Regions from separate parts of the Mus musculus genome. Here region 2 is linked to region 1. A link is a contact called in ENCODE Hi-C or POLR2A ChIA-PET data. All regions are on one chromosome and are shown on one strand. The core of a region is the stretch at or near the end of the contact, and the rest is flanking DNA. Distances in the headings are between cores, read along the strand shown. Region 1 overlaps Dcst2 (DC-STAMP domain containing 2). Region 2 holds the start of Shc1 (src homology 2 domain-containing transforming protein C1).

Region 1 (7,311 bases), core at 2,704-5,203:
AGACTTCACTGAAAAGGAGAGAAATGAGCTGGGGTTCGGGGCAGCCTGGGGTTTGTTAGGCACAGGCTAAGGGAGGCGAGGAAGCAGAGACCTTTGAGTTTGGAGAATGTAAAACATTTAGGAGGGTAAATAAAGCCCAAGGGTGTGTGTGCTTGTGCTGGGTGTGAGACCTCGCTGTGAGAGGCAGGGTGGGAAGGACTGGGGGGGGGGGGAGGCTCCCCTGGCCTCGGGAGGATCTTAGCTGGCTAAGGGATGCATGCATTCACTTTTATCTCTTTTCTGTTTTGAGGCGCGGTCTCAATGGGTAGACCAGGCTGTCCTGGAATTCTGTGTAGACCAGGCTGTCCTTGAATTCCAAGAGGGATCTACCTGCTTTTACTGCCTCAGTGCTGGGATTAAAGGTGGGGAGGGCCATTCCTGGCCTTGGCCTCAAATGTTTAGCAGTCCTTCCTGTTTGGGATTACAGTAAATGCTGGGACTACAGATAAACCACTGTGTCTGCTTCTCTTTTCCTTAGCCCTCTTCCTTTTTCCTCTTCTTCCTCCTCCCTTGTGGGTTCTAACCTTGCACATGCAAGATATGGCTTTTTTATTTTTTATCTTTTTTTTTTTTTTTAAGACAGGGTCTCACTAAGAAGACCTGATTTGCCTGGAATTCCATTCTATGTAGATCAGGCTGGCCTTGAACTCAGAGAGATAGGTATCTGCTTTAGCCGAATGCTGAGATTAAAGGTGTGTTTACTCTTATCATCAGGCCATTCTCTCTCTCTCTCTCTCTCTCTCTCTCACACACACACACACACACACACAGCCTAAATTCTTTTTGTTTATTTATTGTTTGTTGAAATCAGATTTTTCTATGTAGCCAAGAATGGCTCAAAACTCCTTCCCTAAGGCTGGGATTAGCTGGGTGTTTCACACCCTGCTCAAGCTGGTGGTCTTCAAAGTTAAGTGTGTGTCTGTTGGGGGGGGGGAGGGGAGAGCCAGTTTAGTCTATACAGTGAGTTCCTGATCAGTAAGGTCTACATAGTGAGATCCTGGCTTAACAATCAGAGAAGTCTGAGGCTACTTAGTGAGTTCCATGCAAACCAGATCATTTTGGCAAGACCAGAAAAGATAAAAGGAAGGAAAGAGGCTAAAGAGGCAGCTGTGAGGTAAGAGCACTTGATAGCCAGACAGTGGTGGCACACGCCTTTAATCCCAGCATTTGATTTAGGGGTAAGAGGCAGGTGGATAGATATCCAGGCCAGCCTGGTCTACAGAGTTGAGTTCCAGGACAGCCAGATATACACAGAGAAACCCTGTCTCAAAAAAAACAAACAAAACAAAACCACTTGGGCTACTTTCAGGCTCAGTTCCCAGCGCCCACATTGCAGCTAACTAGTATCTCTAATTCCAGGGGATCCAACACCTTCCTCTGGACTTTGTGGCCACTGGACATGCATACAGAACTCACACATATAAACAAGCAAAGCATTCATAAAGATAATGAATATTCAAGGACAGAGATGGCATCATGGCTAATCTTGCTATTCTTCCGAAGAATCCGTCCTAGCGCTCATGTTAAGGGGTGAGGGACTCATGAGCTGCAGGCGGGATCTTGTGTGACTTCTGAACAAGCACCCACACGTGTGGCAGATACTGACATAGACATCCACATACAATTAAAAGCCTTAAAGTAAGGAGAAATGGGAAATTGAATCTATTACTGGGAGCTACTGGAATAGGCTAAGGAGGCGGAAAGAGGGGGACAGGGGCAGAACCTGAGGCAAGAGGCTCAAGAGAGCAGGAGAGCTTAGCCCATGAAAGGCAAACCATGAGCAAGCTGGGACCAACAATCCATCCAGAGCCGGGGGACCAGACAACTGGTATGTATGGCTTGTGGGAACATTTTTCATGGTTTCAGGATGGCTAAAACTAGATCACAAAGCACCTGACAAAGACTCAGAAATAGAGAATGTGGCTTCTAAAGAGGAAGATGATTTAGGATTCCTTTAATATAACATTTGCAATTAAAAAGAGGGCTTAATTACTTTATTTATTGAGGCAGGGTTTTACTATATAGCCTCTGGCTGGCCCAACATAGTTATATATACCAGGATGGCCTTGAATTCATAGAGATCTGCCTGCTTTTGGCTCCCTATTCTTTTTGTTTTGTTTTGTTTGTTTTTTGAGACAGGGTTTCTCTGTATAGCCCTGGCTGTCCTGGAACTCACTCTGTAGACCAGGCTGGCCTCGAACTCAGAAATCCTTCTGCCTCTGCCTCCCAAGTGCTGGGATTAAAGGTGTGTGCCACCACCGCACAGCCTCCCTATTCATACTATGTGGTCCATGCTGGCCTTGAACTTGTAACCCTTCTACCTCAGTCTCCATAGAATGAAAGTTATGATGTGCTACCATGCTTGGCTCTAAAAAAAGGAAGCCTGATGATAAAGAATTGGCTTCACATACAAGGTACACGGCACCAACAGGTGTTTCTGCATCCCAGTACATTTAGGAGATGGAAAAGAGCATTGAAGTCTATGAATGCAGTGTAGTAGCAGAGTGCTTGTGAGAGCACAAGCTCAACCTCCAGCCCTGGACTAAGGTACCAGAGGAAGAGCTGGGCCAGGCAATGGTGCATGAGGTAGCCAGAGGGGCTGCTCTGAGACTGAAGAGTGGAGACCCTTCTAAACAGACTGCAGACTGCTCCAGCCTCAATTTCTCTAGGGAGTAGGAGGCAAGGACACCTGCTGAGACCCGAGAGGTGTCTGGGAGTGACATAGTTTTCAGAGTGGGTGGTAGAGAATGAAATGTCTGCTGTGAGGAAGAGTGCAAAGAAACTGGCCCTGGGAGGCTGAGGGACTTCCAGGTAGAGTTAAGGGGCAGGTGATAGTGAAGCCTTTGTTCTTAGTCAGAGGAGGTTTTTTTTTTTTTTTTTGCCTTTGGTGACAGGGCCTCAATATTGTAGGCCAGGTTGGTTTGAAATGTATAGTGACTGTCCTCTCTCAGCTTTTGGAAGGCTGATCCCATTGTTTTCCTCTTGTAAATATGGTAGCCACGAGTTTGAGAGTTGAAGTCTTTTTCTGGGTCGGTAGGAGAGAAGAACGGATGAGTAATTTCGGGAACAGAGACAATCGCCTTTGAGCAGTCGGGGCAATTTGCTGATACCCTGGCTGGGTTGGAGAGAGGTATTCCAGTTGCCAGGTCCTCAGAGCACTAGGTGGTAGTGCACGCCTTTAATCCCAGCACTTGGGAGGCAGAGGCAGGCGGATCTGTGAGTTTGAGACCAGTCTGGTCTACAGGGACAGGGCTACACAGAGAAACCCCGTCTCAACAAAACAGAGACAGAGTTATAAAAACAAAGAAGAGAGGAAAGGAAGAACTGGGATGGATGCCAGAAGGGCGGCAGTTAGGGCCCGAGCTGGGACGGTGGCAGAGGTTACCCACCAGTGACTTTGAGTTTACTGGTCCTTCCTCTCCTCCCAGGAACCAGGACAGAAAGCAGTGACTTCAGAGGAAGCGTCCACAGCATCTCCCAGAAGCTCATCTGGCTTTGTGGGCCTCCCCTTTCTCCCAGAACCCCAGGCACCACTTCGGAAATCCCTGTCCCCAAACAAGACCCCTCCCCAGCCTCAGACCCTCCCGACCCCTCCCACTGCCGCCCCCCTCCCCCAATAAAGGAACCAAAAGTGGACACAAATATGAATCTTAAATTATTATTATTTCTTCCTGTCACTTACACCCGAGGCAGGGGCAGGGGTAGATGAAGGGAATGGGGGAGGGGAATGCGTTCCCCCACTAAGGCACTGAGTGGGGAAGCCACAAGGAGAGAGAGTGGAGGCCACTGTCTCCACTCTCTGGGACTAAGCCCCAGGTTTCTCCAGCCCTGGGCTCCCCTATCACCTGAAATGCTAAGATGAGGCCCAGGGTACCTGACCTCCCTCCTAATATATTACATCATCACTTTTTAAATAGATACAGGGACTGGTCCCGCCACCCCTCCCTGTGTGGCCCTTCCCCACTGTTGGGGGTACCTGGGCAGCTGTGCAAATGGGCATGGAGGTGCATGGGGAGAGGAGAGCACCGGGCCCCTGAACCTGCCCCTTTCCAGGAGGGGGAAGGGCCACTAGGCCAAAGGGGTAAATAGTGCAAGGCAGAGCCCAGGCCGCAATGGGGGTCCAGCACCCAGCGAGGAAGGGGTGGGGTGAAGACTCTTCCCCACCCCAGGAAAACTGATAGTTAAAAATGTGAAATTGGATTTCAACAAGACCATCAGAAGAGGCTATGTACAGAACGGGGGTGGACTCAGTCCTAAGAGTGCCAGGCAAGGTCTGAGGAAAGGTTCCCTTACCTCTGGGTCTGCTCCGCAGCTCACTTTTCCCAGGGGCAAGTGAGTTGCCTTGCCTAGCCACCATGTTGGCAAGGGGGCACCCGTTCACAGGCCTAGATGGCTGGGTGTGACCCTAGCTCATGAAAAGTGGTCGCTGGGGGGTGGGGTTGGGGGGTAGCGCTCGCCCTTACAGGGCATGGCCACCAGATGGCGCTAGCTTGTCCGCTCCCTACAAGGCTACCTCAACCCCTCACCCCATCCCACACCCAGCGCCCGCCAGCCCGGGGGCGGCGTGAGTCAGGGGCAGCAAGCAGCAGAGGCGGCTCCCGCTTGCACCTGGGCGGGGAGGTAGGGAGGAGAAGAGGGTAAGACGCCCGGCCCGCCCTGCCCTCTGGCCCCAGGGAGGGAGCGCCAGGAACAAGACATTCCCTGCCCCGGGACGCGGGAGGGAAGAGGTGGAGAGCTCCCTTAGCTGGGCGGAGACCTTCTGCTACCCCCAGGGGCGGGCGAGCCAATCAGGCCACCCTGCCCTCCTCTTCTCCAGGACCCCATGACTCAGCGTTGGAACTGGGTGGAGGGGGACTGGGATGGCTCCGTCCTTACAGGCCCAGTCCCCACCGCCGCCACCCCAGTCTTTCAAGCCTCTACCTTGTTTCCCCCCTCTTACCCTTCCTTTGCCACCCCCCTTTGCATAATTTACGGCCAGGAAAAAGGAACAGAAACCAGGAAGGAGGGGTCTCGGAAGGGAGGGGCAGTCCACCCCTTCACAGCCAAAACCCAGGGGGCATGGGAGTAGAGCAAGGATTTGGTCCTAAGCCCCAGCCTCCTAGAAACCCGCATAGCCGAAGTGGGACCCCACAAATCAGAGATAGATTATTGCTTCAATTCCCCAGTAGTGGCTGGGGACAGGGACCCACCTTTATTGTGTGTGTATATATATGTGTGTGTGTGCAGAGAGTGTGTGTAACACACACACGCGCGTGCACACACACACACATATATATATACACACACAGACAGACAAACAGACATATATTTCATGTTTAACTCCTTGGGTGATCACCCCAATCTAGAGAGCTTGTGCCCCAAAACCTCAGCTTGTAATTGGAATGAAGGCTCTGGGGGGAAGAGGCGTTCGATTCTGATACCAACAAGGTTCAGCACCCCCGACCCCGATACCACTTGTTTTATGTGCTCCCCGTTGCTTGGCGTGGTGTCCCAGGCTGTTCCAGCCTGCCCATTCATCCCTCTTTTAAGAGGACTCCATGGCACCTTCGGCCTGTGGTGTGGTGGGTGTCCCTTCCTCTTCCTCCTCCTCAGGGGGCCCTTGTGTAGTGACTGGGGGTCCCGTGGTGGCCGACTGCTCCCAGAATCGAGCCAGAGAGAGGTGGAAGGTGTCCAGGTGGCCATTGGAAAGGTCGAGGCCAGCAGGGGATGAGGTGGTGGTCGAGGGCGGTGGGTAGTGAGGGGCTGCCACGTCATCCTTGCGGCGCCTTCGGGTGCGCACCTCCAGGCAGTTCTGACCCTTGAGATGGCGCTGCAGGTGGTCCTCCTTGGCGAAGGCCTTGTGGCACAGGTGGCACTCATAGGGCCGGTCCCCGGTGTGCAGGTGCATGTGGTTCTTGAGGTCGTAGCTATGCAGGAAGCGGGCTGGGCAGTGGGGGCACGAGTAGGGGCGTTCTCCTGTGTGCTTCCGCATGTGGATCTTCAGCTTGTCATTCCTAGTACGAGCAGGGGAAAGGGCAGACACTCAGGATTCAGGATAGGATCCCCAGGGCATTTTAGCCACGCCCCCGGGCCTTGACCCACCCTTGTTCCTCACTGCGGTTTCCCCATTGCTGCCCCAGGAGACCCTTTTTGATTAGCCCTTAGCTCAATGGGCCCTGGCACTATGAGCTCCTCTGCTTCCAGTTCAATCTTCTTGGGAACTAGCCCACTCCCGAGCATGCCCTTGTTTGCCTCTTTTGGCCTCCCACCTCATTCTAGGAACCCACCAGAGAGCTGGCCCCCACACCAATCATTGTACAGCCACCCTCAGCCCATTCTGGGCTGTCCCCACCTGGTGCTCACCTGGTGAAGCGGACGCCGCAGACCTCACAGGCAAAGGGCTTCTCACCAGTGTGGGTCCTCATGTGCCGAGGCAGTTTGCCTGCCCCGTGGATTATCTTGTGACAGACTGGGCACTCTTGGGGCATCTGTGAACGGCGTTTACGCACCAGCTTGTCTTGGCCATCCAGGCCTGGTGTCAGGGCGTCCTGGTGCAGCGAACTTAGGTAAGCCATCAGGTCGGGGTCGATGGGATCTTCATCTGAGCCCAGCTCCTCTGGTGATAGCGAGGGCTCATTACTCTGGGCTAGCCCGTAGCCTGGGGGGTATGCCATCTCCTCCTCTTCTTCCTCACCTTCAAAGACTTCATAGTTCAGGGGCCCCTCGGCAGGTGAGGCGGCACCTGTAGGAGGACTATAGCTATCTCCGAGCCCACTGCCCCCACTGTTACCCAATCTACCAACCATCTCTTCTTCTTCGTAGGTCAAGGGATGGGTGAGTACTGTGGGTGCCTCAGGGACCAGATGGTTTGCTCGGGCCCCTTTGGTTTGAAGAAAAGCTTTCCGGGGTTTGCGGCTGCGACGGGCAACAGGTCGAGGTGGCGGTGGCGGCGGCGGTAGGAGGGGCACCTGTGGAGGGCTGTCTTCACCGTTGGGCATTCCTGAGGTTGAGGCTGTGGTGGTGGCAGTGGCAAAAGCCTCCAGGTACTGTCGGGCTCGCTCACAGTCATCCTCATCGGGGCTGGGGGCTTCCAGCCCACTGCCTTGTAGAATCTCCATGCAAGCAGCGATGACACACGGGATTTCCAGTAGCCGAGCAGCTTGGAGTACAGCCGGCATATTGGCGCTGCTGGTGGTCAGTGTGGCTGTGTAAGCAAACTCGAGCAGGGCACCTAGGGCCTCTGGCCCTACAAAGTCCAGCTCACACACACCGGCCCCTGCTCCCCCAGAAGCC
Region 2 (6,304 bases), core at 3,205-5,704, 44 kb after region 1:
CCCCACCCCATTGTTGTCCAAATGTCAGAAAAGAGCTTCCATTCTAACTGTGACTTCGATACACAGAACCAAAAAAAAAAAAAAAAAAAGAAAAAAAAGAAAAAAAAGAAAAAAAAAAAAGAAACCCAAACAAACCCCTCCTTTAAACAAAAATGCCAAGGCTAAGCTGGAGTTACAGCTTCCCAGAGATGAAGCCACTCATTTCTCCAGCCATGCAAATGCTGTAAGTGTAACATTGTTACAGACGTGGAAAACAGCTGAGTACTTTACACTTGAGACAAGGTTCCATCTGTAGTGTGATCTGGGCTGGACCCTATGACAATCCTGCAGCCTCAGCTTCCAGAATGCTGAGATTAAAGATGTGAGCTACCGTACCAGCTTATCTTGCACCTTAACAGAAAACACTTGAAACCTCTATGCGCGCCATGAATGATCAAGTATTTGAAAGGTATCTACCCACGGCCACAGTCTTCATGCCACTCCAAGTCCTGTAAAAGCCTATCTAAAACAAGGCTGACAACTACTCATCTTTTTTATAAACTAAAAACCACCAACACTGAGGCTCTCTTAGAACCGTCCTTTCATCAAGAGCATGAAACTTTCAGTTCTGCACGGGCTACCTTCTTTCTCCCAGCAGACTTTGAGATTTCAGTAACGCGAGCAGTTCCTATTAGGGAAATCGCCACAACAAAGTTGCTTTAGTGATGTGAATTCCCAGAGGTAAAACTGATCAGAGCTACAAGACGCTTCAATTTAACAGCCGGCCAACTCTAAGTTCCCTTTCATTGTTTTACATCCTCCGTCCACCTTTTGCGCATGTGCTTTGCTGCTGTACCCAATCCCACCCCCACCCCACTCCCCGGTAATTCCTTGCGCACGCGCCCGTTCTACACTGTCCCCCGCCCCCATCCCCCGCCTCCCACTCCGGCCTAGGTAACTAACTCCTCGCGTGCTCTCTTTTGTCTGTAGTCCCCGCGCCGGCACTAACCGGTATTCGAACTCCTCGTCGTCGTATTTGTCCGAATAGTAGATTTGTTTGTGGGACATGATTGCTCTGTCCGAGGGCGCTCAGCCCCGCGCCGCAGGCCTCCAGACAACTCCCAGCAGCACGCGCTCCCACCCTCTTTGGCCTCGCTTTCAAACACACCGCCCGCACTTCCTATTGGTCTCTGCGGCCGAAGGCGGGACAGCTCCATTTTGAAGTCCTCGATTGGCTTGCTTTGGCGTCTCTTCAAGTCGTAAATGGAGTGCTGTGCTCAGGTTTCTGAAGAATGAGCTGGGTCAAACTAGGATTCTCATTGGCTCTCACTGCGCCCCTTGAGCCTGCTGGCGCAGCCATTGGCCAACTTTGGAAAGCAGACGGGTAAAGGAGGGACAGCGAGGTAGGGGGTCAGGGGTTAGTGAGGCCGGAAGTGAGTGTAATAAAGTTTGTCTGGGGAGGCCCAGGCTGGGGTGAAAGTTGGGGCGGTGACTTAAGCAGACAGTTGCGTGATCCGGAACCAGATCGGCCCGCGGTGCGGTGCGGAGACTCCATGAGACCCTGGTAAGTCTAGACTTTCTTTCTGTGGCGACCAACTCCTCTTCCACCCCGGAACCCCTCTCCCAGGACCCTACTTCCGGTCTTGCTGTATAAGTCCCGCCCCCGAGACCCCTCTCCGGAAGTCCCACCTTCCTACTTCAAGGGGCTCCCTGAACCCCGACTTGTCTCTTATGATCGCGACCACACCCTGTGGTCTTACTTTCCTGGGAATCGCACCCCCAGACGTGTTTCCCAGCACCATATGATTAGTCTTCCTTGTTCTCTCTCTGAGTCTGCCTCTTCAGGATTCTCGGTTGAACCCAGTCTATCCATTGCCTGGCTTCCAAAAGAGGGAAAACCGTGCTTTTGAAAGACCGATGTGACTTTGTAGAAGTGACGCCTCTTTGGGACCCCGCCCCTTTGGGACCCGCCCCTTCCACTGTCCACGTCCGATCCTGGGAATGTGCCGTACTCCCTGTTTAGGGACCTTGTCCCCTCAGGATTCTCCTTCCTCTTGGGCTTGGGTCAGTGCCGCAAAACCCAGGTCTTAAATGCCTGACGTTTCATCCGCTTCTATATCCCTCTCCTTGTTTTAAGCTTTGGGCTTAATTCTCCTGAGCTCTGGTGCTCCATAAGGTGGGGGGTTGAAATTTGTGGTTGTAAGGAGTGAGCTTATTAGCAGCGTCGCCCCTCTCCCCTCTTCGCCCACCCCCGTAACCTTCGAGAGTGAATTAAGTCGAAGGGACTGAATTTCGTTTACAGCTGGAGAGTGGATGAAGGAAAGGAGACTCTTGACTCCTTTGAGACCCCATCCCAAAGACAGCCATAGATGGCACCTTCCCATGCCTGGATTGGACTAAGCATTGGTTTGTGTGAGCCTAACGGGAGTCAAAGTTTTCCTGCTGTCAAAAGAAAAACTGTTTTGGAGACAGGAGTAGAGGTTCTCGTCCTTTCCGCTGTTTTTACAAGACCCCTCCCCCTATCCAGATATTCTAGTTTGGCATTCATCCTGGCCCCACTTGCCTAACCTTCCCTGCTGGAAACATTCCTGAGGCTTTCGCCATTTCCTGCTATTTCCTGCCCCTCCAGCTTCCTCCCTGCTGTGCCGAGGTGTTTAACGCGGCTTTTCTCCTGCCCTTACTACCTAGCCTTGGGTGCAGGAGGCAATCTCTAAGCAAACTTAAAGGCTCGTGTTGACTTTTTCTTCCAAATGCGGGCACCTCTTGCTCATCCCTGGCCTTCCGATATGAAAGCTCCCAGGAAGAGCCATCTCTCAAGATGACACCATGGTGTGTTTGTGTGATTGGGAGTGTAAGAGCTGAGGTCTTAGCAAACAGAATGACAGAATTTCTTTTCAGGAAGAGATGTGGTATTCAGTAACAGCTTTCCTGGGATGGGGACTAAGCACAGGGGAGAGAATGAAGGGTGGTATTTAAACTGCTTTAAGTGCTGCTGAAGAGGTCTGAAGGTAGACACTTTGAGCAACCTCCGCAGCCACAGCAGCGGTTAGGCAAGTGGAGGCAAACCCCGGTGATTGGTTCTCTGTAAGTTCCAGGCCATCCTGGTCAGCCTGGTCTACAAAGCAAGTTCCAGGGCAGTCAGTGTTGTTACATAGACAAACCCTATCTTGAAAAAACAAATAAGCAAAAAGTATCTTTTATTTCTTGTATTTGGTTTTTTTTTTTTTTTTTTTTTGGTTTTCGAGACAGGGTTTCTCTGTATAGCCCTGGCTGTCCTGGAACTCACTTTGTAGACCAGGCTGGCCTCGAACTCAGAAATCCACCTGCCTCTGCTGGGATTAAAAGGGTGCACCACCACACCCAGCTACTTTTTTTTTTTTTTTTTTAAGGGAATAAAGCGATAGTTTATTCTGGAGCTATTTTGATTGGTCACTTTCTTTAAGTTCCTGAATGGCCTTAAGCAGAGCTGTGGCAGGAAACTGTGGGCAAAGAAATATGGGTTTGGTATTATTATGCACTTATGGCCAGACTCCAACTTCTAATATCCCTTTCTCCTTCCTGTCTTTATTAACACAGATTTGTTTATGACCCTATTATCCCTTTGTGGCTTGTAGGCACCAGTTCTGTTTCTTTCCCCTACCTCCAAGGCCAACTCCTCCACTAGCCTGAGGTACACTGTCAGGTGGTTTACTGCCTGTAAGGAGTAACAATATATCTGTAGGTCCGAGGGGTGGCTGCATGTCTCTGTACCCTCTGGGGAAGCCCTACTCCCACCCCCCAAGTCTGTTGGTCCTTGGTGACTTGTAGAAACAGGCTTGCTCTAGCTCTTGTCTGGTAGCCCCCTGATGTACCACCAATAAATTGGCCTTTATTCCCATTTTAGCTTGTCTTTCCTCTTGGCTTTGCACTATATCCACTGGGACTTACTTTCTCTCCCTGGTTCTCTACTGTGGTCCACAGCTGTTGTGGTGGAGGATGCTAATGGCCCAGGTTCCCTGGAGCTACCACCTCACTCACTGTATGGTGGGGATGGGAGTGGTCTGGGCTGTCTGGGCTAGGGGGCTAGTCACGTCTTCAGCCAGGACTGGAAAGGAAATGCTAAACTCTGGGGGACATCTCCCCCCTTCCCCTCCCCGCCCAGCAGCTTCTGTTTCCTCTCTATCCCTTCCTGTCTTCCTGCTCTCTTTGGCTTGCCCACGTCGGTTTGGATTGGTCCAGAGTTTCTCTTAACTCCTTCCTTTCTTTTTTCTCTTTTGCTTATTTTTCCATCTTTTTTTCGCGCCGGGCACCTCCTCCTTCCCAGACAGTTGTTTGTATTGGGCTGGGAGAGTGGCCTGGCTTGCACAAATTGTGTGGGGAGGTGTCTCAGCCCCTCTGAGCCTGTGAGTCAGCACTGTCCTGGGGATTGGTCTCTCTCCTTAGTTCCCCGCCTCTGGGGAGGAGCCAGTAAGCTCTGGGTCCAGCCTGTACTCCTCAGCCAGTAGAGGTTTCCTAGCTGGGCTGTGCAAGGATGTGCTCTCAAACTGTCTAGGTCTGAGTTGGGAGAGCAGAGGTCACTTGTCCTTCGCCTCCCCAGGTCATCTGTTATCACCGGGCTGCCGAGGTCAGACTAGGCTAAGGGCCTGGGGATGCCCCCTGCCTGGCCCCCTTGCCTGAATTGGCAGGGGGGCCGGGCTGGGCAGCAGCCCCTCTTCTCACCCCAGCCATGGATCTTCTACCCCCCAAGCCGAAGTACAACCCACTTCGGAATGAGTCTCTGTCATCGCTGGAGGAGGGGGCTTCGGGGTCTACCCCTCCGGAGGAGCTACCTTCCCCATCAGCTTCATCCCTGGGACCCATTCTGCCTCCTCTGCCGGGGGACGATAGTCCGACTACCCTGTGTTCCTTCTTTCCCCGGATGAGCAACCTGAAGCTGGCCAATCCTGCTGGGGGGCGCCTGGGGCCTAAAGGGGAGCCAGGAAAGGCTGCTGAAGATGGGGAAGGGAGTGCAGGGGCAGCCCTTCGGGACTCAGGCCTCTTGCCCCTCCTCCAGGACATGAACAAGCTGAGTGGAGGCGGCGGGCGCAGGACTCGGGTAGAAGGGGGCCAGCTGGGGGGCGAGGAGTGGACCAGACACGGGAGCTTTGTCAATAAGCCCACACGAGGCTGGCTGCATCCCAACGACAAAGTCATGGGACCTGGGGTTTCCTACTTGGTTCGGGTGAGTGCATACCCCCCTCCCACTCCCTCCCGTCCAGTTCCTCTGCTCACTCCAGATTTGCCAGGGACTCCCTGCTCTTCCCCCAGCAACATCTGTGCCATTCTCTCAGTTCTTAGACCTGGTGCATTCCTTCTTCAGGTCTCTGCCCTTAATTTAGCCTGTGAATCTTCTGCCTTTCCTCCTTTGGTCCCAACCCCCCCCCCCACCCCCCCAGTTCACACAGTGCCCAAGCACATCTGAGGCTTTCTGTAAAAGTTGAATGAAAATGACTTCTTGATTATTCCCTCTAGACTCCTCCCTTTTCCAGAGATGTCACTCCATCCCACTCAATGTTTGCTACTCCTCTCGCAGTCCCCCCATGGTGCACGAAGTTCCTCTTTTGTGGTCTTTCTTCCCTTTTTCCCCTTTGCCATACACCTATGAAGTGGAAGCCCCAGGCAGTAGGAAGGCTACTTCAATCTACTTTCCTTAGGAAGTAAGGACTATATAAGGCAAAGCCCTAGAACCTTCTGCAAAGGGCTTGCAAGTGTGGGGTGGGGGATGGGGTCAGCTGATCCATTCTTCCCTCCTTCCCCTACAGTACATGGGCTGTGTGGAGGTCTTACAGTCAATGCGAGCCCTTGACTTCAATACCCGGACTCAGGTCACCAGGTTAGTGGGAAGGCGGGTATATTGCTGTAGTCTTAAGATTACTGAAGTTACAGAAGTCTCAGTAAGGGGGAGGAGGAAGTTGGGCATTTGATGGTGTTTCTGATGGTGACTTCTCATGGGCGGTGAGAGAATTGAAAGTCACAGAAGTAAGTCTGACTAAAAAGAGCCAGCTCTGGTCTGGAGCACACCTTCCCTTTCTATCCAGCCTTGGAGATTGCGGGAAGATGAGCTAGAAAAGGCAGGGGTAGGAGGTTGCTGATGCTTTGGGGAAGGGAATGGAACATTCGGTGGCTGGGAAGAGGTGGGGCTATAGCCATTGAAGCCCTAACCCAATCAGCCAGGAAGCGGCCCCTCGGTGTCATCAAATATTAAAGGCCCTTAATTCAATCCACCACGACAAAGAGCCTGGAGTGCTCTGGGAGTCTGGCCTGGTCTTCCCTTCCCCCAGCTCTGTGGCGGCCCCAGCCAGGGGGG

The links. A loop is a pair of places that touch in the nucleus more often than their neighbours do. ChIA-PET counts read pairs that join two places held with the same protein, here RNA polymerase II (POLR2A).
Region 2: POLR2A ChIA-PET joins it to region 1 with 12 read pairs in embryonic stem cell. The contact joins the promoter of Shc1 here to the enhancer-like site in region 1. A Hi-C loop is called at or near these places in 1 of 37 maps with a recorded cell type or tissue (heart). POLR2A ChIA-PET finds 5 or more read pairs at or near these places in 4 of 5 experiments (Patski and embryonic stem cell).

What each region holds. Positions count from the first base shown.
Region 1 is chr3:89,373,963-89,381,273 of GRCm38, forward strand. Dcst2 (DC-STAMP domain containing 2) reads left to right here. Exons shown (of 15, transcript NM_001370853.1): 15 at 3,468-3,681. The coding sequence ends at 3,489. Zbtb7b (zinc finger and BTB domain containing 7B) reads right to left here. Exons shown (of 3, transcript NM_009565.5): 2 at 6,382-7,311; 3 at 3,682-6,032. The coding sequence ends at 5,564. Among named protein-coding and RNA genes, the nearest start is that of Dcst2, 12 kb to the left of the region's middle. Within about 2 kb of position 3,954, at least 1 of the 3 ENCODE cell types and tissues checked has a DNase peak (open chromatin) inside an H3K27ac peak, as active enhancers do; it is heart, where a contact is called at or near this core.
Region 2 is chr3:89,417,167-89,423,470 of GRCm38, forward strand. It overlaps Shc1 (src homology 2 domain-containing transforming protein C1), which reads left to right and starts at 4,455. Exons shown (of 12, transcript NM_001113331.2): 1 at 4,455-5,179; 2 at 5,760-5,830. The coding sequence starts at 4,685. It overlaps Cks1b (CDC28 protein kinase 1b), which reads right to left and starts at 1,125. Exons shown (of 3, transcript NM_016904.1): 1 at 989-1,125. The coding sequence starts at 1,047.